Linked DNA regions of Homo sapiens: regions 1 and 2 are each linked to region 3. A link is a loop called in an ENCODE intact Hi-C map of the cell type or tissue named here. Cell type or tissue: endothelial cell of umbilical vein. All regions are shown on one strand.

Evidence for each region. Peaks named below come from ENCODE experiments on the same cell type or tissue, not always from the same donor. Only the 100,000 strongest peaks of a DNase experiment are listed, where the experiment ranks them.
Region 1: it touches region 3 in a loop (3-fold over the local background); 37 of 110 quality-filtered maps call a loop at or near these places.
Region 2: it touches region 3 in a loop (4-fold over the local background); 6 of 110 quality-filtered maps call a loop at or near these places.

What each region holds. Positions count from the first base shown.
Region 1 is chr4:158,621,946-158,629,945 of GRCh38, forward strand. RXFP1 (relaxin family peptide receptor 1) reads left to right here. Exons shown (of 18, transcript NM_021634.4): 10 at 4,875-4,946; 11 at 6,693-6,764. Among named protein-coding and RNA genes, the nearest start is that of C4orf46, 46 kb to the right of the region's middle. In endothelial cell of umbilical vein, a CTCF peak has its summit at 3,149 (motif pointing left); a DNase peak (open chromatin) is centred at 3,126.
Region 2 is chr4:158,113,908-158,121,907 of GRCh38, forward strand. No RefSeq gene overlaps it. Among named protein-coding and RNA genes, the nearest start is that of GASK1B-AS1, 53 kb to the right of the region's middle. In endothelial cell of umbilical vein, no CTCF peak of the experiment used is centred here; no DNase peak of the experiment used is centred here.
Region 3 is chr4:157,987,523-157,995,522 of GRCh38, forward strand. LOC105377509 (a long non-coding RNA gene) reads right to left here. Exons shown (of 6, transcript XR_007058347.1): 2 at 184-253. Among named protein-coding and RNA genes, the nearest start is that of GASK1B-AS1, 180 kb to the right of the region's middle. RefSeq lists an enhancer at 7,407-7,551 and a cis regulatory region at 7,471-7,488. In endothelial cell of umbilical vein, a CTCF peak has its summit at 4,685 (motif pointing right); DNase peaks (open chromatin) are centred at 4,879 and 7,509; H3K27ac peaks cover 1,443 bases.

The sequences.
Region 1 (8,000 bases), 630 kb after region 3:
TTCTTGTGCACTGTGGATGAGAATGTAAATTAGTACAGCTATTATGGAAAACATATGGAGCTTCCTCTAAAAATTAAAAATAGGACCAGGTGCGGTGGCTTACGCCTGTAATCCCAACACTGTGGGTGGCAGAGGTGGGTGGATCACTTGAGGTCAGGAGTTCGAGGCCAGCCTGGCCAACATGATGAAACCCCATCTCTACTAAAAATACGAAAATTAGCCGGGCATGGTGGCAGGCACCTGTAATCCCAGCTACACAAGAAGCTGAGGCAGGAGAGTCACTTGAACCCGGGAGGCGGAGGTTGCAGTGAGCCAAGATCACACCCCTGCACTCCAGCCTGGGCGACAGAGCAAGACTCCATCTCAAATAAAAAAAAAAATTAAAAATAGAACTACCATATGATCCAGCAGTCCCACTTCTGGGTATATATCCAAAGGAAATTCCATTAGTATGTCAAAGAGATATCTTCACTCCAATGTTCATTGCAGCATTAGTCACAATAGCCAAGATATTAGTCAACCTTAGTGTCCAATGACAGTTGAATGGATAAAGAAAATGTGGTAGATATATACAATGGAATACTAGTCAGCCTTAAAACAGAGATCCTGCCATTTTGACAATATGTGTGAACTTAGGGGACATTATGCTGAGTGAAATAAGCCAGAGACAGAAAGAAAAATACTGCGTAATCTCATTTATACGTGGAATTTCTTTTTAAGTTGAACACATAGAAACAGAGTAGAATCGTGGCTATGGGTCATGGCAGGGGGAATGAGGAGATGTAGGTTCAAGGGTACAAAATTACAGTTATGAGATGAATAAGCATACAGATCTAATGTATGGCATGTCTATAGTTTAATAACACTGTATTGTATAGTGGAAATTTGCTAAAAGGGTAGAGTTCAGGCACTCTTACCATAAAAGAAATTAACTATGTAAGGTGATGGGTATGTTAATTTGCTTGGTTGTAGTAATCAGTTTACTATGTACTGTATATCGAAACAGGCTATATACCTTAAGTATACACAGTTTTTAAAAGTATGTCATGTAATTGCAAACAAAAGAAAGCAGGCATCATATATTTTATCTAAGTAGGTGGAATTCTGGCCAATGTGCATTAAACAACACAATGACATTTTAATGCTATAACTGCCAATGTCCAATAAAAGATATCACATTATAAGTCTATACACACCAAAGAAATTAATATAGCAACCAAAACAAAAGAAAATGTAGACATACATAAGCAGTAAGAAATAATCCACCACTGGGTCAGGTGCGGTGGTGCATGCCTGTAATCCCAGTACTTTGGGAGGCCCAGGCGGGTGGATCACCTGAGGTCAGGAGTTTGAGACTAGCCTGACTAACACGGTGAAACCCTGTCTCTACTAAATACAAAAAAAAAAAAAAAAATTAGCCAAGCATGGTGCCTGTAATCCCAGCAAATCAGGAGGCTGAGGCAGGAGAATCACTTGAATCCAGGAAGCAGAAGTTGCAGTGAGCCGAGATTGTGCCATTGCACTCCAGCCTGGGCAACAAGAGTGAAACTCCATCTCAAAAAAAAAAAAAAAAAAAAAAAAGATAATCCACTACTTCTCACTCCATAAAAGATCAAGTAGAACCAAAATAAATAAATAACATAATTAGTAAGTTAATGCTAATCAGTGTATATCAAACTTCAGTGCCCCTTCTCAATAACAGAACTGCTTTCTTTGGGACAGCAACATAACTAGCTAAAATACTACATTCCCACACTTCTCTGCATTCACATATAGGATATGTCTTAAGTTCTGACTAGGGAGGTCGAAGTATTACAGTGTAGAACTTCAGGAAAATCTCCTTAAAGAGAAAGATGCAAGTCCTTTCTTTTCCTTCTTTATCCAGAAAACAAAAAACTGAATATGATGGCTTGAGCTTTAGCAACATCTTGTACCATGAAGACAAGGGCATGTGATCAGTGAATATGAAAGATCCTGGGTTTCTAACAACTTTGTAAAACAACCATATCAGCCCTGAACTGCCCAACTCTAGATTTTTTTTTCCTGGGGGGAAAAAACCCCAACAACTCTGCGTATTTATGCTATTATAGATGGGTCTCTGTTATATGTACGTGCACCTAATCCTAATAGATATGAACTTGAAAGCAAAGAATGCCCAAAGAACATTCACCAAAATTGACCATATATTTTAGGACATAAACATACACAAACCAAACTCAAGAAAACAGATGGAGGGATTAGCCTAAAACAGGAGAAGGGTCATCTCTTCCTCTGAGACTAGAAAGAGACCAGGTGCATATACAGGTAAGTTTACAGATGTCAGGCAGCAAGTCAAGGGCTTTTCCCTTCTTCATCACCTCAGTTTTCTCTGTGAAATAGGAGCCAGAAATGTAAAAGGTAGAGGAGGAAGCAGATAGAGAGTAAGATTTTCATGTTTTGAATGCCACTAAGGGACAAGTTGAGGGAGAATAGACAAGATTATAGTCTTTGTCTTTTGTTATTGTTGTTATTCAGATTGAAGAACCACCAAAGTTTTCATTTTTATCCAATTCTACCAGGTATAAAGGGAAAAATAAAATGGTTAGTCTCAGAGGCTCATTAGATAGGAAGGGTGGTGGTTTAAACACAGTAAAAAATAGAAATAAAAATAAAAAAACCTTCGTTAACTCCATTAAAGCTTGCAGCTAGGGAGCAAGAAACAGATTTTTTGTTGTTATTTTGATTTTGTTGTTGTTTTTGCTTCAGCTAAGAGGTATGCTGCAAACCAGATCCCTGCTTATCAAGGACTAAAACCCCTAACTTTAGGAAGAAAATATACATATTCATATGTATGCTCATATACAGGCCCATAGAAACACATCATACAAATGTGACCCCAAATGTTTTTATTATTAACACAGGAGGGGGGAAAAACAGTAAATAAACAACCCAAGGTTAAAATAAATTCAAAATTAAACTACCAATTTAATCAAATGTCCTAATTTGTGCCCCAATATGTGCCTCTTTTTGATTTTCACAAATTAGTAAATTAGTACTAACAAATATTTTTGCCAGCCTAATAGAAAACAGTTACGTAAGTAACTAAATAGGAACATCAACTCACCTCATTAAGCGCATTTTGTGAGACTTAAGAGAGCATCACCACCTGGTGGTAGATTCAGGGTAATGATTAGCAACCAAATAGAAGGAAATGGCCAGTCCCTGTCACAGATAACATACATTATGAGAGACCAAAAGCCTTGGCCAAAACTAAGACCAAAAAAAGTAGCACTATAAGTGATTAGCTTCCAACTTAATAGAATAACAGAAATTTGGAAGGGTGATCTAGAATCCACATTTAAGATTCTAATACAATATCCCATGTAGTACAAAAATCCTGTCTACAAAACTATAGAGATATGATACATTGTCTGTGCTAAATACCTGTAGTAAAAAGAAACAACTTCTCTGGATATCATAGATTGCTAGATAGGTTTAAGTTGGGTTTAAATTTGAAACTTTTTATGTCCCTCGATCAGTCAATCTAATTTTGCAACCCAATGCAACATAGAAAACCCCTGATATATTCTATAGCCTGACTTCAAATATATCTCTCATTTTGTTTTTGTTTGTTATAAATAACACCCCATATTCTTCAATTGCCTTGATTTCTAGATACCGTACATCCTGGTCTTCCAGATTTTACAGATATATTTGATTTGTCAGCATCTATTTTTAATGCAGCACCTAAAATAAAACTGACTCACATGTTGGCAGTGGAGTATAGGCACTTCTATTAATACTTTCCATGTTTCCTTTCAGATTTTAATAGCTGTATCACACTTCTGCTCACATGTTTTAGTGACAATTATTCCTGAACAGCTTTATGTTACATGGTGACCAGTAAGCTGAGTGTTAGAAGAGGCTGAATAGATTTAAGGGCCGGCATTTACTTTTGAAAGTCTATCCCTAAACCTCAGCTCTCTTCCTCTGCTCTATAAAGTTCCACCATATACTCACTTATGAAAGAAGAGGAACAATAAAAGAGTAACTTCAAGATAACCACGAAGAGACAGTAAAACATAAAAATTTTGATACATTTTTATGCTTAGACCATAAGGAGGTTTATGGTGACATAGGCATCACACAGCAAGGGAGCCCCAGGAGGATTATATTTAGATATCTATATAGATAGATAGATAGATAGATAGATAGATAGATAGATAGATAGATAGATAGATAGATAGATAGATGTAGAGATAGAGATATATGCAGCTCTCTGAATTGGAGATGCAGAACCTAAGGCAGTCTGCTGTTTGCTCTCTGTCTGCGCTGGCCTTTGAGACAATATAAAAAGCAAATAAGGGTATTCCCAATAGTAAAAGATTATTGAGGATTTTTTCTGGGGAGTGATTAGGCTGGAAAGGTAGGAGCTAAATATTGTTTTGGCAGCAGCAGCTTTTGCAACAATAATAGAATCTGATGCAGACTGTAGCAAAATAAAATCACACCACTTAGGGAAATGCCATCGGTAACTTTGGACAAATGTTTCATATGGTTCATTATGAAATATCGGTTAATAAATTAGGTGTTTATCATAACAAATGTTTTCAATTTGACTTCTTGTTCTTTTCAATTTCTCATATACATGCCCGTATGCACTCATGATACAGATGGGACGCAAAACATTTTTACCTTTAACATAGAAAAAAGTGTATAATATAGATATTTATATATATAATTTCAGCTGTAATAGAAATGGCTACAAGTGAGAGTCTATATGAAATAAACAGTATGTAAAGAAAAGATATTTTATTAGAAGGCAAATAATTTTAACCAATTTATTTCTCTCCATGATTAAGATTTAGCTGTATCGTTTTATTTTTATGTTCCAGGGACCTTGAAGGCAACCATATCCATAATTTAAGAAATTTGACTTTTATTTCCTGCAGTAATTTAACTGTTTTGTAAGTAATATGCTATGCTTTTGAAGTAATATTATCTTTTCTTACAAATAAAATTTAAAAACACCCATTTTATGGAAAAAAAATCCCAAAGAACATCAAGAGTCTGTTGTTGGATCTCAGTTTGAGAAACACTAAATTGAAGTCTTAGCCTATAAGAATGTTTATCCTTTGCAAATTATTATGGTATAAATTAAGTTTTTCTTTACAATTGTGAAAAAATAGTTACAATCAAAATGAAAAACAAAATACTGCTGAATGTTCACAACCTTGAGGATGTAATTATGGACATCAAGATAAACCTTGAAGTGTTAATGAGTGTAATTCCTTCTTATGCATCTCTGGCCTATTTTAAATTCACATGGTATTTTCTGTTAAAAGTAAAGGATGTTAGGTCTTCCTTCAGTAAAAAAAAATCCAACTCTCCTATTCACAGCTTATTTTACCAGAATGTTTTTCAAACTATGGATTGCAACTAATAAGTAGGTGATGAAAGTAATATATAGCACAATTTATTATACCCTTGTCAGCATTTTTAAGGGAAACAGAATTTAATTGAATAGATTATATCAGACTGCAATGCAGATAATAAATGTATTGTTTCATGAGCCTTAGGGTGTGTGTGTGTGTGTGTGTGTGTGTGTGTGTGTGTGTGTGTGTGTTTTATGATCCAATATAAAACACATTTTTTACTGTGTGTTACCACAGGAATGATTTGAAAACCATTATCCTAGACTACACAGGACCCCTGTATATAGGCGATACAATAGCTCCCACTGATATTACCATATGTTTTCTCCAATTCCCCCCATTCCAATGGGTTCCAATGAGTTCCAGTTTGAACTCCTCCTGAGTTCAGCAATCTTCAGGTACAGGGTGCTTGATATAAATAATGCAAAATAGTGTATAGTAATTGCCCAAAGGAAACCAAATTGCACCTGAAGGACACAGAACAAATAGATATCTGAAAAACTTAGAATTTCTTTTCTATTGTACTTGTATTTATTTTTTAAGGAAACCTCTGTATTAAGAGATTATTTGTGGATTTCCTCTTGGCAGGTGTTGTGCTTTTAAGGTCCAAGAATATTGGGAAATGGTGGTAATGGTTTGGAGTGCAGTGAGGAAATAAATGGGAAAGGACAATTTGAAGACATGTCATACAATGTTTAAAAAATTAAAAGCCCTTTAAAACTTAGTTCTGAGTTGGTCCTCTAGGCTAGCTGGTAACACATGAGATCAGTGCAGAAATGTCAAGAGTTAAACAGACTGATTCAGCATCCCAAATTAGAGATTCTTCTAAAGGGGTTCAGCTAAGAGTGGACTTCCTTAGGCAGATCCGCCCGAAATCACATCAAGTAACAAATGAGTAGGAGTGCTGTGGTGGGTGGGCTATTTTGTTAGACAGTCATGCTATGCAGACTGAAAAGACAAGTCTAAAACAGCTCCTATGCTCTTGGTTGCAAGATATGCAGTCTGTATTCTCAAAAGTTGGGGTTTTCACCATTTCTCGTGCAAAGCTCTTCCTCCCTATTTCACTTAAAATTTTGAATTTCTATTATTATCATCATCAAAACATTTGAGAAATTTAGGATTAAAATTAAATTGGATAATTTATACTACTTCAAAATGTCTTTATGTGAAAAATGTACTGTATATTCATTATCTTTGTTTCTGCATACCGTTCCTCTCTTTAGTAATTCTTGTCGGTTACCTAAAGAAGTTACAATGTATTTTTCTTTTTACTTTCAGAGTGATGAGGAAAAACAAAATTAATCACTTAAATGAAAATACTTTTGCACCTCTCCAGAAACTGGATGAATTGTAAGTATGACTGAACATATACTGATAAGAATTTTCTTTCTACTGTTTTTTCACACTTGTACTTACATGTGTTTATACATTTAAGAAATATTACTTATCTCCTCTTTCTAAGCATTATTTACATATATACACCTCAAGCCACAAAGGAATTCAGATGGCATACAAAAAATATGGAAAATAAAAATATAAATATTTGAGGAAAGTGGGTTAAAGGAAACACAGCTGTAAAGAAATAATAAAGCCAGTATAAAATTAATAAATAAAATACATTCTACACCACTCTGTTCTACTCCTAAAGAAGGACGGTAAATTTATGGGGGGTTTTTTGTTTTGTTTTTGTTTTTTGTTTTGTTTGTTTTGAGACAGGGTCTCACTCTGTCTCCCAGGCTGGAGTGCAGTGGCATGACCTCGGCTCACTGCAACCTCCGCCTCCCAGGTTCAAGCAAATATCCTGCCTCAGCCTCCTGAGTAGCTGGGATTACAGGTGCATCCCACCATGCCCAGCTAATTTTTGTATTTGTAGTAAAGATGGGGTTTCACCATGCTGGCCAGGCTAGTAAATTTGTTATTATGTTTCCTAAAGGATTAGGATTCAGGGACCATAAGATTAGAAGATACCACTTTGCTGATTTGAAACCAAAGGATAATCTTGTATCCATAAGGAAATTAGACACTACTGTGGATAATATTCCTACCTATAATAATGGAAGAGATAAATTATTTTTATAATGCCCCTTTTTAATGCCAATGACATAATTCTAAAGGGCACTATAACAATTCTATGATGAACCAAAGCCCGTGGTCTAAGTACATTGTAGTTGATTTTCAGAATAAAATAGATGTAGAACAATGGATGAAGTGCTTATCCTTCAGACCATTTTTTTATATTTTAGTGTCAATTTTTTTCTTTTCATTTTTTGTTTGCTTTTTTTCTAGTACCAGGGTGTCACTCTGTTGCCCAAGCTGAAGTGCAATGGTACAATCATAGCTCACCGTAACCTCGAACTCCTTGGACTCAAGTGATCCTCCCACCTCAGCCTCCTGTGTAGCTACGACTATAGCACACCACCATGCCCAGCCAATTTTTTTTTATTTTTTGTAGAGACAGGGTCTCTGTGTTGCTGGGGCTGGCCTAGAACTCCTGGCCTTAAGCAATCCTCCCGCCTCAGCTTCCCATACTTTTGGTATTACAGACTTGAGCCACTGTGCCCAAGTAGTATCCATCTTCTGGAAAGA
Region 2 (8,000 bases), 130 kb after region 3:
CTTAGAATGGTTAGTAAATTACCTTTGAATCTTAAAATATGTAATGGTCCACAATTATGTACAAAAACACTTCAGAATTAGTCCCATCCTACTTCATTCCTTGATTATTTCATGCCTATGTAACTCCTAGAACTTTCTAAATTACTTCCCATGTCTTCCTTATTCCTTTCCACAACATACACACCAATCTACTCTAACAAATATCTTCATCACATGGCTGCCTTTTTAAAGAATTTATAATAACCTCTCAATAAAACAAAATAGGAAAAAGAGCAAAACATTATTTGTTGCAAATCACTGAAATAAATAAAGAGGATGAAACTATGGGAAAGAATGCTGCATTTAGCATAAAACTGGTAAAATGACTACTACCAAAAATAGAGCCTAGGAGAAATAGCAGCTATATATAGTAGCATTTACGCCAATTGGAGGAGAACCAAAACAACTATGCATATTTCCCAGGTAATAAGCAATGTGTAGCTTTTTTGTTTTTAATTGGGTTCTAAGATACCTAAGAAGGATCTTTTATTTGGTCTTTCAAAGACTGGAGATGGGAGGAAGGGGGTGCATATTTGTGGGGGTCTAGTTCTGCAGCATGGAAAAGCACAGGAGGAGGGCTGACTTAGTGTCTCTAAAGATACTCTGTCTCATTGTTCTGAGAACAAAGCCCTAACCTAGTATCTAGAGATGCTGTCTTATTATTGCGAGAACAAAGCCCTAACCTAGTACCTAGAGATACTCTGTCTTATTATTCTGAGAACAAAGCCCTAACCTAGATATGCTGCCTGGTAGGTAGGGAGGGAAGTCAGAAGACAAGAACAAAACAGTAACTGCTGCTGAGCACAGAAAATGCATAGTATATCCCACACAAAAGTACAGAGCAATACCTGTGCTCTAGAGCAGCATTGGTCAACAGACATTCTACAGTGATGGAAATCTGTATCTTGATGCTGATATGGTAATGCAGTATTCAATGTCAATTAATTTAAATTCAATTCCAAAAACTTTAATTTCTCTGAAAACCTAGATCAAAACAAATATGAAAAATTTATAGCAAACAAATCACTGAAAGATGAAAACTGAGCTGGAAAAGCAGAAAAGAGACTTGAAGATAATAAAGTAATTGGAAGAATTAAAACTAATTAGAAGCAGTAAGAAGTAGAATAGATATTGCTGAAATAGAATGAGGTATATAAAGAAAACACTTGAGGAAATAGTACATATAATAAAGAAAAAATAAAGAAAAGGAAGCAAAGAAGGAAAATAAAATTGATTTGAAAGCAGATTCCATACACACATCATAAGTTTTTCTTAACCTGAAAATAGAACAAACAAAACCAAAAATATGTTCAAATATATATTGTAAAATCTTCCTAAAATAAAGTAAAATGTAAATATGTCGATAGCATATTTTGTTTCAGGAAAATACAATACAGAATGACCAACTTTAAGATGAGTCCTGAGAACGTATTCCTCAAAGAATATATGAAGGAAAAATAAATCCAAAAAAAAAAGAAAAAAAATCAAGAAAGAATTCAATGAGCCTTAAAATTGGAAAGCAAATCACCTAAAAGTTAGAGGGAAAAAAAACAGAGTTGCCTCAGAAATCTTATCACAATGTTCAATGTCAGATGACAGTGCTAGAATATGTCTACAGACTTTCAAGGGAAAAAATAAGAACTCCAGATTTTATATCAGCCAGATCATTGTTTACATACATAAACATAACAGAGTGAGATTCACAAATGAACAAAGCTCAGTGAAGATGGAACTTATGAGTAGGTATGTAAAAATTGCTTGATAATGAAGCCAGTCAAAAATGAAATGAATGAAATAAAATAAAAACATCAGGAAGGAAGAAGTTGTAATTGATGGTGGGCATGAAATCCATTCAAATATAGAACTAATGCACCTGTGACAGAGTAGGAAACAGAAGGTAAATATTAAGGATAGTAACAATGTAAGAATGATGGTAAATTTTTTAAAAGTTAATTTGTGAATGGAGGAAGTAGGGGAAAAATCTAAGAGCACAAACTTTTTAATCTGTCATAGGAAGAATAATGATATACTTTCTAAAATTGATGAATAAACAAAGAAATTTCTTTAGAAATAAATTATAGATTTTCTGTTCATTGTAAGTATCAGAAGAATGATCCATTTAGATTAAGCATTAGCTAAAAGGTGAATTATAAAAGGATACTCAGTCATTTCACAGAAACCAAGAACTAGGAGGAAACTTTAAAGCAACTAACAAAGAAATCAAAAGCCACAAGATTCCTTTCACATCAGATCTTCCTTGGGTATCTGTTTCCATATTTCTTCTCTCTTTCTCTACCTACAATTAAGTTTCTCCAGCTCACATAGAAGAAATCATGGCTAAAATCACTGGAAGATTATACATTATTACTTTAGTCTTTGGTCCTGGTTTCTTTTCCTCATTTTCAGTTCTAATATTCTAAGGGACTTATAGGTTATAATGTTAAGTGAAATAAGCCAGGCACAGAAAGACAATATCACATGTTCTCACCATATGCAGGACTTAAAAGTTATTTCATGGAGGTAGAGAGTAGAATAATGATTACCAGAGCACTGGGAAGTATATGGCGGGGGTGGGGAATGGGAGGGATGAAGAGAGGTTGGCTAATGAGTACAAACATACAGTTAGATAGAAGGTGTAAGTTCTAATGTTTGATAGCAGGGTAAGGTGACTATATTTATCAATACACTTTTAATTTATTACATATTTCAAAATAGCTAGAGAGAAGATTTAAAATGTTTCCAACACAAAGGAATGATAAATGTTTCCAGCCATGCATATCTTAATAACTCTGATTTGATCATTACACATTGTGTGTATATATCAAAATATCATACATACCTCATAAATATGCACAATTATTATGTATCAATTTTTAAAAAGAAAAAATTTCACCATTATAATAAAATAAAATTCTGAGGGAAGTATTCAGATTGGCCCACTTAGGTCAGGTGTTCAATTTTGAACCAATGAATTATGACATGAAACAGAGCTGAAAAAGAAGATTGTGATTTGCCCAGCTTAAGTCATATGTACATCACAGGACCTATTCACTATGGCCTGGAATCCAGGGCAGACGTGAGATTAGGGTGGACTGGGGTGGAAGGTTCCCAAAAGTAAAAGGTTATTGGAAAAACAATAATAAGTTTAAGTTGTGCTGTCTCAGATATAATGAGAGGTGCCACGTGTAGCTTTCACCATACACTGCAGTTAACATTATTCACCAGATATTTCTAGTGTCTTTCCTTTTCCGGCTACTTTTGTCCAGTGAGTTGTGTGTGGAAGTGAAAGGCCCTTCAGAACTTTGTCCCGCTCAGGCACAGAGATGGAAGCATTCAGGCTGTTCCATCAGCCCGGGTTTCTGGGAAAAGGGAGCTTTGAGAAAGCCACGTGAAGCTCAGGAGGAAGAAATATCTTGGGCTCTGAAATAAATTGTTTAGGTGAAGAAGAAATGTTTGAGGTCATGGATATCTTAATAACCCTGATTTATTCATTACAAATACATTACATTGTATGTATGTATCAAAATATCACATGTACATCAATATGGAAAAGTATTATGCATCAATAAAAAGAAAAAAGGCTACCATTTTAATAAAATAGAATAAAATTCTACAAAGAGTAAAACTCTCCTGCCAATCTGTGATGGACATGTGCTATGAGAAATCTCCCTTTGTGTTTTAAGCCACTGAGATTTAATGGCATTTTGTTACCATAGCTTTACTTAACCTACCCTGACTGACACTGTGACTGCACTGCTCCATGGTGGCTGACTATATCATGGCTAAAACAATTCCACTCTAGTGCATTTTGCTATTCTTTCTCCTCTATTGCTGGTAGGGAAAAACCTACTTTCCATTTCTTTGTTCCTCTTTCAGAGGAGGCTCCCACAAGGTTCCTGAGGGGAATCAGCTTCTTTACAGTCCAGGTTATCTTCTTAAAGAATACAGATACTGAGTCCTGGGACACAGGATGGAAAACACAGATTTGCAAGCACTCTTATCTGCAACAACAACCCATTTTAAAATTTTCACCCTGATACTTAATTTATTATATGCTCCCAGATTTATTCTTCACCTCTACATTTTATTTCAGAGCTCAAGATGCTTCTTCCTTCTGACTCTCATGTGGCTTTGCTCAAGCATCCTTTGTTCCAAACCATCAGACCTCCTAGGGCTATTACCAATGTCATACAATGTGGCCATAAATTACAATACAAGGAATTTGACAGAGAAAATCTTCATAAATGAAATGTGAGAAAACCAAAAAATGGTGAAAGTGTTACCCTTTATAAAGGACTATCAATGGGCTAAAGCAGTGGTTCTCAACTGGGAAATGATTGTGCCTCCCAGAGACATTGTGCAATGTCTAGAGAATTCTTTGCTGTCACACCTATAGGGGCTGCTACTGGCATCTAATGGGTAGAGTCCAGGGATGCTACTGAACATCTTGCAATCCACAGGTCAGCTACCCGTGACAAAGAATTATCTGACTCAAAAGGTCCCCAGTTCTGGGATTTAGAAAACCCAGGCTAGCCAGAACTTCCAACACTATGTTGAATAGGAGTGGTGAGAGAGGGCATCCCTGTCTTGTACCAGTTTTCAAAGGGAATGCTTCCAGTTTTTGCCCATTCAGTATGATATTGGCTGTGGGTTTGTCACAGATAGCTCTTATTATTTTGAGATACGTCCCATCAATACCTAATTTATTGAGAGTTTTTAGCATGAAGGGTTGTTGAATTTTGTCAAAGGCCTTTTCTGCATCTATGGAGATAATCATGTGGTTTTTGTCATTGATTCTGTTTATATGCTGGATTACGTTGATTGATTTGCATATGTTGAACCAGGCTTGCATCCCAGGGATTAAGCCCACTTGATCATGGTGGATAAGTTTTTTGATGTGCTGCTGGATTTGGTTTGCCAGTATTTTATTGAGGATTTTTGCATCGATGTTCATCAGGGATATTGGTCTAAAATTCTCTTTTATGTGTGTGTGTGTCTCTGCCAGGCTTTGGTATCAGGATGATGCTGACCTCATAAAATGAGTTAGGGAGGATTCCCTCTTTTTCTATTGATTGAAATAGTATCAGAAGGAATGGTACCAGCTCCTCTTTGTACCTCTGGTAGAATTCGGCTGTGAATCCATCTGGTCCTGGACTTTTTTTGGTTGGTAAGCTATTAATTATTGCCTCAATTTCAGAGCCTGTTATTGGTCTATTCAGAGATTCAACTTCTTCCTGGTTTAGTCTTGGGGGGGTGTATGTGTCGAGGAATTTATCCATTTCTTCTAGATTTTCTAGTTTATTTGCGTAGAGGTGTTTATAGTATTCTCTGATGGTAGTTTGTATTTCTGTGGGATCGGTGGTGATATCCCCTTTATCATTTTTATTGCATCTATTTGATTCTTCTCTCTTTTCTTCTTTATTAGTCTTGCTAGCGGTCTATCAATTTATGCAGCCAAAAGACACATGAAAAAATGCTCATCATCACTGGCCATCAGAGAAACGCAAATCAAAACCACAATGAGATACCATCTCACAGCAGTTAGAATGGCGATCATTAAAAAGTCAGGAAACAACAGGTGCTGGAGAGGATGTGGAGAAATAGGAACATTTTTACACTGTTGGTGGTACTGTAAACTAGTTCAACCCTTGTGGAAGTCAGTATGGCGATTCCTCAGGGATCTAGAAGTAGAAATACCATTTGACCCAGCCATCCCATTACTGGGTATATACTGAAAGGATTATAAATCATGCTGCTATAAAGACACATGCACACGTATGTTTATTGCAGCACTATTCACAATAGCAAAGACTTGGAACCAAGTCAAATGTCCAACAATGATAGACTGGATTAAGAAAATGTGGCAATATATACCATGGAATACTATGCAGCCATAAAAAATGATGAGTTCACGTCCTTTGTAGGGACATGGATGAAGCTGGAAACCATCATTCTCAGCAAACTATCGCAAGGTCAAAAAACCAAACACCACATGTTCTCACTCATAGGTGGGAATTGAACAATGAGAACACATGGACACAGGAAGGGGAACATCACACACTGGGGCCTGTTGTGGGGCAGGGGGAGTGGGGAGGGATGGCATTTGGAGATATACCTAATGCTAAATGACGAGTTACTGGGTGCAGCACAACAACATGGCGCATGTATACATATGTAACTAACCTGCACGTTGTGCACATGTACCCTAAAACTTAAAGTATAATAAAATAAATAAAAAGAAAACCCAGGCTAAAGTCAGGTTTTAATTAGAAATTTGTCCTTAATTAGGAATTTGCTTCTCTGGATGCTGCCACATCCCTCCTCTCTAAACATAACATATTCTTTCTGTCTGAGATAAAACTTTTGGTATCACAAGCAACAAAGGAATACTAACAGCAATACTCAATAAGAACAGCAAATAGCATTGCCATAATAGCCACCAAAACTCCTGGGAAAGTCATAACTGTCATTTGTTACCTGATTAAAAGAGAAGAAAATTGACTCCCTCCTAGGAGGAGCTACAGATTATTTGCTCATTCTCTTTCAAAAGAACTGAATCTTGCAAGTTTAATAATAATGTATTCTCAGAAAGTTAGAGGGAATATCTGGATCATAGTTGTTTCTTTTTTCTTTTCTTTCCTTTTTATTATACTTTAAGTTGTGGGATACATGTGCAGAACGTGCAGGTTTGTTATACACGTGCCATGGGTTTGCTGCACCCATCAACCCGTCATCTACATTAGGTATTTCTCCTAATGCTATCCCTCCCCTAGCCCCAACCCCTCCACAGGCCCTGGTGTGTGATGTTCCCCTCCCTGTGTCCATGTGTTCTCATTGTTCAACTCCCACTTATGAGTGAGAACATGTGGTGTTTGGTTTTCTGTTCTTGTGTTAGTTTGCTGAGAATGATGGGGTTTTTTAATACTCTTGAGAGCCTGAAATGAGTGTACAGAACAAAATATCTTGTTCTTCTAAACAGAAGCAGAGCCAATAACATAGGGTACTTTATAAACCAAATAGCGTCTGGTGTCCTGAAGCTAAAGAAACTGTCGGCACTTCTTGCAGAATCGCAGCTGTTTCAGTCTTATTCAGTGACTTGTCCCACTCTCTGCAGTCCAGTTTGCCTTTCGAAATATAGCACAGCTGGCTATTCTGCAGCAATGATTAAAGCCACTGACAAGAGTTTTTTTTTTATTTGTTAGCTCTTTGTCTCAAAAGCTTTAGAAATCTTGACAAGTACTCTTACAAAATACAGATAACTTTCTTAAAAGAAGACACAGATTTCTTAATATACACATGACTGTGCATATTTTTATCAACAAACTAAATACACTTTGGAGTCATGAGGATAAAATGGTACCTTTCTAAGATGAAAAAAAATGTTGAACAAATTTAACCACATGCAATGCCGTTTTAAGAAAGGAATCCTGTGACTTCATTGGCTTACCATGTGCATTTTTAGGTTGCAAAACAGTCTGCCAGCAACCCTTCTTAGTCAGACCTTTCTTACAGCAAAGCCCTATCCCGGAGGACTACAGAGCTTAAAAATCGGTGAAGATGTCATATTTTGACATAAGACAGCTGTGTGTAAATTGGAAGTGGGGCAAAAGATGACAGGAGCATAGACACTTCAAACTCCTCTAACAGGCCAAAATAACAGTAAGAAATGGTTACAGTTCTTTGCATAAATGTCAAGGAAATAATTCCTTTAGGAAAAATTCATTCATTTGTTTAGGAAATTGTTTAATAAAAAGCAGGAGCATTATGGTGATGCCCAGAAAACCACTGGCAGTAAATCATTCAACATTGACTATATTTCTCCCATACTCCAAAACACAATTTTTTTATTATACTTTAAGTTCTGGGATACATGTGCAGAACGTGCAGGTTTGTTACATAGGTATACACGTGCCATGGTGGTTTGCTGCACCCATCAACCCGTCATCTACATTAGGTATTTC
Region 3 (8,000 bases):
AAAGTCAAAAATTAGTAGAGTGACTTTCTTAAGCATATGAAATCTGCCCTTGAAAACCATAAAGAGAAAAATCTAGAACTCATCCTGGGATGAGAGTGACATGCACTTCATGGAGTCAAAAAACCTTCTAGGAAGTTTAGAGAAATCTAGTGTTTCACAATTCCAGGTGTCTTATTAACTTACCATAATTCCCTTCGGCAAATCACTTGGCAGTCAGGGTCACTGGCTCTTGAAGCTTGCAGACCAACACTGCCTGAGAAAAAGGGGTGGGAAGAAGACAACATTAAGCAACTCATCCTTGCTATTAGCCCTGCTCTGGTCCCTTGTCTATTGGCCAGTAAGAAAACAATTTCCCTATTCTTCATCCTTTTTGGATACCTATGATAGAATTGAGTCTATACTTTCATTTCCTGTAAGGCTTGAGATGAGCCTGGCTTATATCTGTCCTTTCAGAAACTGGAGTCCTCTTTCTGAACTCCAGGTAGACACTGAGATCCCATTCTCAGCTTTCACTGTTTCTGAAAACTGCTGCTTATGTGCCTTTTTCTTTACCTGAGGAATGCCTAAAGAAGTTTTAGCACAGATCCTGGCACATAGTAGGTATTCAATATTGATTGAAAATTGGTATACAACAAGAAAATATAACAAGGTCTTGGCCTCCAATGCAACTTAGAGTCTAGAAGAGAAAGATAAAAATATAAATACTAAGTGTTACAGATGCTATAATGAAAGAAATAGACTGCAAACCTGTCATTAATAATTTTTTTCTATGAGAGGGATCAAAAAGACTTCTTGGGGGAGTTGAGAAGAATGAGTAAGATTAAATGAAAAGAATAGGTTTTGCCAAGAATAGTGGGAAGACAGGCAGATATTTTCCAAAGACAGTGAGTAAAGTCATTTGTATAAGGAGAATGTACACATTGAAGCATGGTAAAAGATAAGCCTGGAAATCTGAGTAGACCATGAATAGGTCAGAAATTTACTTTTTTAGGCATTAAAAGTATCTGGAGTGTTTTGAGCAGGTAAGTGATCTAATTAGAGTACTATCTTAGAGTTGTTCCCAGGGTGGCAGTTAACAGGACATTTTTTCAATGAAAAAAAATTGAAAGGAGGAAATTAGTTAGGAAACAATTTATTTACCCCAGCAATAAGTGATTAAAGTATGATATAAGTTAATAGCCATAGAATTTAAAAAAAGGAACTAAATTTTGGCAAATTATGTGGGATTAACTTTCACTTCTTACAATACCATAAAATTTCAGTAAAAGAATTTTAAAAATGCATAAAATTACATAAGAAAAACAAGAAGTGGGAACAAAAAAAACTGAGATGCAAAAAAAAACAGGAAGATATCCAGCAGAAAATTAAGGCCAGAGGAAGAAGAAAGATAGTGTCTGCAAGGTGCAAGAGTGGAGAGTCAAGACACTAGTCACTTCATGCCCTGGAATCCAGGGAGGCCTACAAGTTAGAGGCATCATGTTCCTCTGACGGCTGAGGTGTAGTTAGGCAGACAACGTGAAGATTGGTTGCAACTCTCCAAAAGCATTTAGACCTTTGCATATCCTAAAATTCTCTATGAGAAGAGATCAGGTCTAAAATTTTCCCCACTTAACAGAAGAACGAGGTTCAGGTTTTACTCTCTGGAGACTCTTTGAACCCAGAGACACCAAACACAGTCAAGACTCTGCATGAAGGTCTACACATTGAACAGTGAGACCCATATTATACTCTTCCACTTTTCCATCACATAAGCAACCAGCTTCCCTCACAGGAAGAAGGCTGGAGGGTTCATCTCTTTGGAACCACTGGCTTAAGGAAAAACTCTTGACATTTGGGGAAAGAGTATCCTTGAGAAAACAACTGTGTTTCTATCTAATTATCCTACAGAAAAGCACACTGCTCAACAAGCCCTGAAATTAACACAAAGCTTCTAATATATTTATAGGGTTTTACTCTTAAATGGCAAATAACAGCCAAGGATGAGGAAAGTCATATCACTAACTCAAACACAGAAGCCCAACAAAGAGAACGAGCAACGCAGAAGACCTGAGGCAAGGCAGGAACTAGGAGAAAGAATGCAAAGAAACTCTATAATCAATCGCCTTAAAGAGATACAAGTCGCCTTAAAGAGATAAAAATTTACGGATAATATATCCATAAATTAGAATATTTAGACTATTATTTTAAAATGACGGAGGAGCATTCAAACAATAAAAGCTCCTAGAAAATAAAATATGATTAAAATAAAGATGACAGACTCTTCCAGAAAGCATAGCAAAAATACAAAATGAAAAATAGGTAAGACTAGATAAAATTTTAGAGGTTTGTTACTAAAGTTCAAACAGTCAAATAAGAGCCTCAGAAAAAGACAAAGAAGAAAATGAAAGGAAATAAACTATACAGAAAGAAACAAAAAAACATCTAGGATCGAAATGTCTGGATTTACACATGGAAAGGGCGGATTAGTATCTACCACAATGAATGAAAAGATAATTCATAGCAAAGCACAGTACTGTAAAATTTCAGGGAATTGAGATACAGAGAAAAACAGGCAATTGGAAGCAGAAAGAAAATTGAATTTCATGCCTTCAACATTTTGTGAATAATAATTTTCAACATAGAATTCTGAACCCAGACAAACTACCAATCAAATGAGAAGGTAGAAACAAACATTTTTAATTTTTCACATACACAAGTTCTAAACAAAATTACCTCTCATATACTTCTGCTCAAGAAATTACAAGAAGATAATCCTTATTAAGAATCAAAGAATAGGCCAGGCATGATGGCTCATGCCTGTAATCCCAGCACTTTGGGAGGCCGAGGCGGGTGGATCACGAGGTCAGGAGTTCGTGACCCGCCTGACCAACATGGTGAAACCCCATCTCTACTAAAAACACAAAAATTACCCAGGCGTGGTGGCATGTGCCTGTAATCCCAGCTACTCAGTAGGCTGAGGCAGGAGAATCACTTGAACCCAGGAGGCAGAGGTTGCTGTGAGCCAAGATTGTGCCACTGCACTCCAGCCTGGGCGACAGAGTGAGACTCTCTGTCTCAAAAAAAAGAAAGAAAGAAAAAAAGAAAGAAAGAAAAAGAAAGAAAGGTTTTGAACTCAGTAATCTCTACCTTTCTTCCATCTTGTTTGAGACAAATTTACGCTTGTGTTGGTATTAACCGTGGAACAACCAAGTGACTTATATGCAGGAGACTGCTGGAAATGTCGAACCCAAGTTGAGACAAGCAGTCAGTGCTGGAGAGGCTGACTGTAGAGGTATCTACAAGGAGATATGCACACAGCTGGAGAGAGTAAGATCTCCAAAGCACAACACATAGAGACAGAAATGGAAAGTTAGGACTAAACTTCAGGCAATGCCCACCTTAGGGGAAAACTAGAATAGTGAATGTGTGAGTTTAAAAATACCTGTATAACAGGACAGATAGCTATTCATACATTTGGCTTTGGAAGAGTATGAAGGGTTTGATTGTCTTATGAATTCAAAAATCACCTTTGAATTTAAACAATTAGGAAATTTTGATAGTAAAGCAAATTAAAATAAAATATTTGGAATTCTAAGGAGTTATACAAAAGATAAGCTTTTATCCCCCTTTCCCTAAAATAACTATAGTTATCATGTTACAGATGTTACCATTTAGGGCATCTATGTGAATAAAGATGGGATTTTTATTTTTCACCTTTAGAAAAGTGGCAGTGATTGAAATCTCGCCTGAAACCATGAATTTTTCATAATAGCCAGGTGGCTATTCAGCCAAGCACTCTAACTCTATAAGCCCCAGCTGCGATCCAAGCAAGGTTAAATGAAAATAATACTTGACAATATTTCACCAAGCCGTATCATTCATGCACATGCCACATCCTTTAATTTATTTTTCATGCATAATTATTCATCCATACAGAAAAAACAAATCAGTAAACACACGAAATACAAATCCAGTTTTCATTTACAAGTAGTAAAACCCCTTCTGAATTTTGTTGTTCTTCGCTTTTGCATACTAACCACTATTTTATAGTAATAAATTCTGTATTCCAAATGGTTAAAAGCATTATAATTTACAGGATAAATCCTGTATTCTATATGGTTGAAAGTTGAAAACATACAGGTTATTATATAACTTGTATATTTTCTATTTTTAATGGCAACAAGAGGACATACAATTTTACACAAACACCTGTAAGTGTATGTATACATGCACACACTTTTTAAAGCATTTCTCAACTTTAGGCCATATGATGCATTCCTAATTTTGTATTATCATTTATATCAAACTTATTAACAACTTAGTAAAAATAGTTGCATTTATTTTAATTTATATTTTTTCATTACTTTCTTGGGTAGTTATTATACCCAACATGGCATTAGTTGGCTTAAAGATGTGAAATTTACATGATTTCATCAAGTATTGTGTTTTCCCCATCCAAAATATTCTGTCAAATCACACTTTCAGCACTACTATTTTAATAACTTGGAATAGTGTTTCTCTCTTCAACTATTTCATCCATCATGGTGAGTAATCCAACCAACTTATTTCTTGAGACCAGTGGGTTAACCTTGAGGCAAGGTTAGTATTTTTACCTAAACATTAGAAATCTTTAAATATTTGTTTCTCATAAATATTTAATTCAGCACAATAATTACAATATTAATTAGACGTAGACTACGTAGATTTCAACAGGAGAAATGTAGTAATGTGAGTCACTAGGGGGCAGCAAAGATCAGAGAAAAGGCATGAATTCAAATGCTGATTCTTAATCCAAGTTAATAAAAACATTGAGCGTTCTAGAGATACCAAAGGGCCAGCGCTTTCCCTAAATGTTTCTCTGAATCTTATAGTCTTATCTATACATCATCTTGGAACAAAAACCTGCACTATTCTGCCACCTTTTAGAAAATTGACTGCCACTTCAATTTTTATCAGCAAACAATGAACATTTTAAGGCTTTCTCAAAAATGAAAACTGCGTAACTTCCTGACAATTACGGTAGTTCCAATTTTTTAAGAAAGTTATGAAATAGGTCATTTAGACTTTCTGTGGGATTTCTGCTTCTCCAAAAAGACCAGATGTTTCCTCATGATTTTTGTTTCCCCATCTTGAGCAGTACAAATGAAACAGATTTATAACTTTTTAAATACAGTGTTATTTTCTGAGTCTTTAGGAAACACACAAGTGTTTATAAAGGCAAAAATATTGCATCAATTATACTTTCAATGGCCATTACTACTAATAGAAATTACTTTAAAATATTTTAAAAACCGGTTAATAGGAAAACTCAATCATCTACCTTTTCCTTTTTGAATTCTCAACTTATTATATATACATGTTTACAAGTTTATTAAATGAACATCCATTATTTTAATATCAGAAGGGAGTCTAAACTTATTTTTAAAAGTTACTTATGAGCAATATATCCTACTTTTGCTGGGCCTTTTAAAATTCATAATAAAATGCATTGAAAGTCCTGATTCTGTTAGCATTCGTTCTGGTGGGTTTCCGGATCTAAGGAAACATCAAATTTTACAGGGGTTATTTGGAAATAAAACCCACAGAGCAACACAATACTAGAGTTGTGAACTAACAAAATAAAAGAGTTTGTTTATCATGTCACTGTTCTAATATTGACCTTGACCATGTGATGTTGACTTTATTTATTGCCTATTGAACATTCTTGCAAGATTATAGTTTGTTTCCTTGGAGCTTAGAAATTAAAGGAGAAACAAAGGGTACTTATTAAACAAGAAGATGTGCTTGAAGCTGAGAAGTAGCTGGTCCATTTGGGAATTGATAAAAACATAAAAATGTTAAAGTAAAGACCCCTCCATATCATTACAAGTTTCCCATTTATCTGTAGAAGGAAAAAGATATTGGTTTGAAGTTTTAAGAAGACATAAAATAAAACAGATAAAAAGAAGGTAAAATGCCTGAAAACCCCTCTTTATTATGACTACAAAGCTTTACATTTTAACCTAAATGCTAACGACTTAACCTATAACCAAATAGTTGAATGTTTCTACCAGTGTTCAAATACTTTGAAGTACCTCAAGGTCAATGTATTTAAAGCTAACTCATGGCCTTCTCATCTAAAGCTGCTCATCCTCTTATTTTCTCAGCAAAATGTGGGGATTCCACATCTCATCACTTCACCCAAGTGAAGTAACCAAAAAGCGTCCTTGACTGTATCCTCTCCTGCATGTCCTCAAATCAACTAATTTACCTTATATTTATTTTATAGATATTTCTCAGATCCTTTGTCACTTTACAGACCTATAGTAACTTAACTGAACTCTACCCTGAATCTCTCAAAAGCATTACCTATACTATCAGAACGCTTTCACAGATGCCATTATCTCACTCCATTGTCCAAATACCTGCAATAAGTCTCCATTCATCTATACAATAGAGTCCAAATGTCCTAATATGGCATAAAAATAGCCATTACTATTGCATTTAAAGCAAATTCTTGACAAATATTTGTTGACTCCAAAAGAATCCAATATTCAATATTTCTACATTTAGACAGGGTGTTGGCACAAAACCAGAATATTTTTGGGGTGATATCAAAATATTTAAAGTGAGAAAATTAAATACATGTGTATGTATATATGTAATAGATATTAAAAATACCTTAAACTGCCAGGCATGGTGGCCACGTCTGTAGTCCCAGAACTTTGGGAGGCCTAGACAAGGATCACTTGAGGTCAGGAGTTCGAAACCAGCCTAACCAACATGGTAAAATCCCGTCTCTACTAAAAATAGAAAAATTAGCCAGGCATGGTGGCTTGCACCTGTAGTCCCAGCTACTTGGGAGGCTGAGGCAAGAGGATTGCTTGAACCCAGGAGGTGGAGGTTGCAGTGAGCCAAGATTTAGCTTCTGCACTTCAGCCTGGGTGACAGAGGAAGACTCCACCTCAAAAAAATAAAAAATAAATGTAAATAAAAATACATTAAACTGACATATAAATCTGTTTTTTAATTTCATCATGGCTTTATGTATTTGTCATATATATGTATATATGTGTATGTCTTGTGTATATATCACATACATATATGTATATATGTGTGTCCTGTGTGTGTTCGTATATAAATATATATATTTGTATATATATATTTGTATATATATGTATATATATTTGTATATATATTTATATATATATATACACACACGTCAGTTTAATATATTCTTCAGCTTTAGAGGAAAATCTAGCAAAAACAAGCAAAGTAGGCAGTAGTTAGGACAGAGATTGATGAAACAAATATTGTTTACATTTTTGCCAGAAGCAATGTAGAGAACAATGAAAGTGTTTTGGAGATTTGTAGATTTAAACCCAACAGTATAGGCCAAAGACAGTATTTCAGTTTCTTAATTGCATTCCTTTTTTCTCACATTTCTCTTTCAAAAAACTGAAATCCTTGAGACTTTTGTAAACAAGGAACAGTCATGGCTGGGCATTTCCTCTGAAGAAAAGAGATAAAGCCAAACAAAGGCACTTTGATCTTCTGTTTGTGCTTGGTAAACTACCAGTCTTACGAAAGACCTTTCGTTTGTTCATTCGTCTCCCTCATGTGTCTGAATGCCCATAGAAAATGTTTACAGAGCAAAACAGCTCATTTCTTATTCCAGAAAAATCAAGCTGTTGCAACTGGTGGAGATTAATTAAAACGGCATGAGCGTGGCAAGCCAGGAAAGAGCAAAGCCAAATAAACGAATCTTTCATTACATCTTTAAAAATTATGAAGGAAAGAGATCATCTACTTATCTCTTGGTAGATCCTGAATATATATTCTGAATATATATTTTATATTTATATATGTATATATACATACCTTGCTTGGTTTTCAATTTGTATATGAGTAAATTCTTAATGATAGAGTGGCCTTCCTTTGGCCTAACCATAAAGCACTTTCCATTTCTGCTATTTGATTCATAAAACAAGAAAGAACAACCTTAGTTCTCTCTTTCCATTTGATAATTTGGTACCATATTT